Linked DNA regions of Homo sapiens: region 2 is linked to region 1. Evidence: read pairs that join two places in POLR2A ChIA-PET (ENCODE). Cell type or tissue: IMR-90. All regions are shown on one strand.

Region 1 (2,500 bases):
ATGGCCCCAGGGGAGTGTTAACATGTCTAGCCTGATTAATTGGCTAGTTTGGGAATAATTCTATCCAAAGTGAGTGACAAGGCATGGCTGGCTAGTGTCAACTTTGTCCTCAGCTATAGTTAAAGGCAGGCCTGGAGGGCTGACTTGTTCAGTCTCAGTAGCAAAAAAGTGCATGGTGTCTGGATAAGCAGGTTGTACAGCCTATTAGAAAAGAAAGGTAACAGTCTTCCTCTAATGCAATAAGGGATTTTTTTTAAAGTTCTCCTGTCAAGATTTTTTAATACCAGAATCTGAGAGTGGAGAAAATTGGCCCAAGGACAGACAAAAGAGCTGGGAGGAAAATCGACTATATTTTTCAACACACAATGCCATTTGAAGTACTGGATTGAGTACGGAAGTATTACGAACATTCCTAATTTGGTTAGTGTCTATATTTCTTAATATAGTAATGCTATTAATGTCTGTCTCCTAAGTTTGTATAAATCCAAACCCCCATGTTATTGGCCAGTTGGAAACAATAATGTAAACAGACTCTGTTGCCCAAATTAAGTTATGTGCACCGAATGCTTTGTCAAACTGTAACTATTTTAATGTTCATTCTAAGCCACAAATCTTTGCCAAAGAAGATACTGAATTACTCTCTTTTGTTTAGGAGTAGAATACACAATAACCTAATATTTAAAAGTATTATTCAGAAGAAGAAAAACTTAGGATTGAATTTTTCTTTATCATAAATTTTAGATCATTCTCTTTGCTCGATTCCATAGAAGACACTAAGAATTAGACTGAACTGCTTTCTCATTGTATTGTTTTCTACTTGACCTAAAAATCCAGGGGTGGGTTATATAGAGAGTTTATTTAGGAGACTTTGGTAAGGGAGAGAGAAAAATAATGTACAAGCTGGAAACGCATGAAAAATGTAAACAATGAAAGTTAGAAGAATGGAAGCGACAGTGTGCTCAGGAAATGATGTGTCATTTGGTCGGAGTTCAGGGTGCCCCTGAATCCCAGGAGGGTAGCACTTGCTTTCCTGCCCATTGTGAAGGCAAGGAATCCGCGTGTTGTCCTATCAATTCCATTCATGGCAGGGTAGAGACTTTTCAAATGGAAGAAAATGTGCATTAAAGGACATTCTTTCTGCATGGGGTGGGGTAGTGAACGTGTTGGGGTTGAGGCACGGAGTTGTTTAGGTCAGGTGAATAGTGAGGGGAAATGGGCAGGCAGTCAATGGTTAAGTTGGTGTTTTGCAAGCCATTTTAAGAGGATACCAAATAAAATGCATTAATCTACATTTCATTAAAAATTAGTTGGTGGGAAAGTGGAAAGTTGAAGATGAGAACTTTCCAAGTAAAACAGCTTCATACTCCTTGGCCAGAACACCACTATATTTACAAATAGGGGATAAAAACACCCACTTCCTAGGTGGTCCATAAGCTTAACTGGGCAGGCATATGACACTTCTGAGCATTTGATGCCGTTCTCTGGGGGGGTTAAAGCCTGAATGCCCACCAAATCCCCTGTCTGAGCATCATTTGTGACCAAGATTCAAATTATTTCCCATGAAGCTCTAAGGTCTCATATAACTCAGTGGATGTAGCTCACGACTTCTTCTTTTGACCCCAGTATTCTAAGACAAACACCACAGCCGAAGCTGGAAGTGAGAGGAGAGGGGTTCGTTTCAGAGTCAGGAGCCCAAGGCGCCCCAGCAATTTCAGACCCCCTGGGACAGGAACTCCTCCTCCAGTAAGCTCTTGTTTTGAAAAACAGTGGGGTGGGGCCAAAAAAGCATTACAATGGAGCTGGGATGGATGAGGCTTTCTTTTATTTGAGATGTCACTTGTGTCACGTTTCCTGAAACAGCACGTTGGAAAACAGAAGCTATTTTCTATCCCGTGGGTTGCGCTGGAAGAGCTGAGAGGCCAGGCTGTGGATCCTTGCCACGAACAACAAGAGAGGGCAAGTCCAGCCGCCTGCTAGGGGACTAGCAGGAAGCGGCACGCCTGCCAGAGCTCATCACTTCAACTCTGGCTTTCACTGCGCTCATTCCCTGAATGGCAGTAACCAGGGGGCGGGGGTGGCATGGGAAATGAAAGAAAGAGATATGGGAAACTAAATCTGCCGGGGGAAAGAGAGTTACCGGAGTTTTAGCAAAACAGCTAGCAGATGCAAACGGGGAGGCAGAGGGAGGAGGGAAGGCTGGGCTTCAGCAACCTGCCACGGGGATTTAAACAAAGGAGGTTTGAGAGAGGCGGGATCTGGCTGTAATATCGGCACAGGGACAGAGACAGCAGCTGGACTCTCGGGATGAAACGGAATCGATTCCCAGCGTCTCCAACAGGGCAGGAGTGAGTGGAGTATGTTGCAAAATAAGAACTCAGAGAAACGAGTGAGTTTGGAAAAAAGACTTACAGATTTTGACGGTCTCTTGACATTTCACCCTTCTTTGAGGCATGCCTTTATCAATGCGTTACCTCTTCATAATTTCTGTCTCTAGTGTAAT
Region 2 (2,500 bases), 150 kb after region 1:
GGCAGAATCAAGGGAGAGAAAGACTGAACAGGTAAATTTTTTTCTTCAGTACCAAACATTTTATGCTGTTTTTGTTGCATTTTCCCAGGGGACAGAGAATGAGGAGTAACTCAGCCAAGAAAGTTGGTTTTCTGCAAAGAAAGGCAGATAAAATGGTGCCCTTTTTCCTACCCAATCTTACATGTATTTCAGAGGATCCACACCAGGCATTGGTTTCCAGCAGTAAATTTGCAGCGATAAATGGCTTCCTTCTATTAGGTGTTCCCTTAGTTTATTCAGACTGCTATAACAAAATACCTTAGACTGAATAATTTATCAATAATAGAGATTTATTTCTCACAGTTGTAGAGGCTGGGAAGTCTAAGATTAAGGCACCAGCAGATTTTCTTGTCTCGTAAGGACTGGCTCTCTGTTGCTGTGTCCTCATGGTAGAAGGGCAAAGCAGATCCCTGCACAATTCTGTAAGGTCAAGCTTGAGAGTTGGAGCCAGTTTAAAAAAAGCAAACAAACAAACGAAAAAAACAACTTTTTTTTTGGCGGGGGCGGGGGGGCTTCTCGCTCTGTCACCCAGGCTGGAGTGCAGTGGCGCGATCTCGGCTCACTGCAGCTTCTGCCTCCTGGGTTTAAGCGATTCTCCTGCCTCAGCCTCCCAGGTAGCTTGGATTATAGGTGCCTGCCACCACGCCCAGCTAATTTTTGTATTTTTAGTAGAGACGGGTCTAACCATGTTGGCCAAGCTGGTCTTGAACTCTTGACCTCAAGTGATCCGCCCGCCTCAGCCTCCCAAAGTGCTGGGATTACAGGCGTGAGCCACCGCGCCCTGCCAAAAAAAACAACTTTTATAATGTCGCCAGTCCTCTAATCCCGTTCATGAGGGTTTGCCCTTATGACTTAGTCACCATCACCTCCTAAAGGTCTCACCTCTTAAACTATCACATTGGCAACTAAGTTTCAGCAAATGAATTTTGGGGGACACTTTCACACATGGCAGACTGTCCATTGCTGCTTTAACAGCTGTCTTGCTCTTCATCAGAAGCTGAGCTTTGAGTGATTCAAATATACATTCTTTTTTTCTCTATCTCCTAGTCCTAGTTTGTTACAAAGAAGGCTTCTCTCTCAGGTTTGGAAGAAATAAGTTAAATTTGATCTGCCCAAACCCATTAGTACAAGTGTTCAACAATAAGAAAAGGAATTACATAGAAGGAGTTTAGATTGGGGGGTGAATGAAGTAGGGCTCTTGGTTTCTTGGTTTCCTTTATTTCTTGTATAAATCCTTTTTTTCTTTTTTCTTTTTTTCCTTCAACTTTTAAGTTCAGGGGTACACATGCAGGATGTGCAGGTTTGTTACGTAGGTAAACGTCCCATGGTGGTTTGCTTTACAGATCATCCCATCACCTAGGTATTAAGCCCAGCATCCATTAGCTGTTCTTTCTAATGCTCTCCTTCCCGCAACCCTTCCCCTCCCACAGGCCCCAGTGTGTGTTGTTTTTCCCCTGTGTGAGAACATGTGGTGTTTGGTTTTCTTTTTCTTTTCTTTTCTATTTCTTTCTTTCCTTCTTTTTTGAGATGCAGTCTTTCTCTGTCACCCAGGCTGGAGTGCAGTGGCAGAGCTCGGCTCACTGCAACCTCCATCTCCCGGGTTCAAGCGATTCTTGTGCCTCAGCCTCCTGAGTAGCTGGGACTACAGGCACACACCACCACATCCAGCTAATTTTTGTATTTTCAGTAGAGACGGGGTTTCGCCATGTTGGCCAGGCTGGTATTGAACTCCTGACCTCAAGTGATCTGCCTGTCTCGGTCTCCCAAAGTGCTGGGATTACAGGCATGAGCCACCTCGCCTAGCCAGTGTTTAATTTTCTCTTCCTGCATTAGTTTGCTGGGGATAATGGCTTCCAACTCCATCCACATCCCTGCAAAGGACATGATCTCATTCCTTTTTATGGGTGCATAAATCCTATTTTTCTAAGAGTTGCTAATAGATAAGCTTTTTTCTAGGGAAGCAAATGTGGGAAACCAAACTTTCCAAAGTGAGAAATAGGATAATAGGGAGAGGAAAATATGAACAAATGAATGAGAAGTGTGTGGAAATGGATCAAAACAGATCTGAGTGATAAGGATTGGATTGTGGCTGATTGGGTAGCTAATTCACTGTTTAGAAAGTGGAAGTCATGTGGCAGTACACCTGGTTTGTTCCCCAGATTAGCTTGTTAGCTGATTAGTTTTGTTTACTTCTGCTCAAACTATCCTAGCCAGCCACCTCCTAAATTTATAATTTGAAGACATAAAGCAAGGACGTGAACTGATTTGTTCAAATCTGTATCTAAACTGGAGATACTCTGCTGAAAATATTTGCATAGATTTGAACAACTGTACTTACATGAAAAAATTTAAGGTATGTTTTAGTAATATTAAGACATTGAGGCCAGGCACAGTGGCTCACACCTGTAATCCCAGCACTTTGGGAGGCTGAGGTGGGCAGATCACTTGGGCCCAGGAGTTC

The links. Peaks named below come from ENCODE experiments on the same cell type or tissue, not always from the same donor. Only the 100,000 strongest peaks of a DNase experiment are listed, where the experiment ranks them.
Region 2: POLR2A ChIA-PET joins it to region 1 with 10 read pairs; 13 of 35 experiments call an interaction of 5 or more read pairs at or near these places.

What each region holds. Positions count from the first base shown.
Region 1 is chr6:10,553,974-10,556,473 of GRCh38, forward strand. The region is part of intron 3 of GCNT2 (glucosaminyl (N-acetyl) transferase 2 (I blood group)); the gene reads left to right. Among named protein-coding and RNA genes, the nearest start is that of GCNT2, 34 kb to the left of the region's middle. RefSeq lists an enhancer at 1,753-2,500. In IMR-90, no CTCF peak of the experiment used is centred here; no DNase peak of the experiment used is centred here; H3K4me3 peaks cover 622 bases; H3K27ac peaks cover 909 bases.
Region 2 is chr6:10,699,533-10,702,032 of GRCh38, forward strand. The region is part of intron 2 of PAK1IP1 (PAK1 interacting protein 1); the gene reads left to right. Among named protein-coding and RNA genes, the nearest start is that of PAK1IP1, 5.8 kb to the left of the region's middle. In IMR-90, no CTCF peak of the experiment used is centred here; no DNase peak of the experiment used is centred here.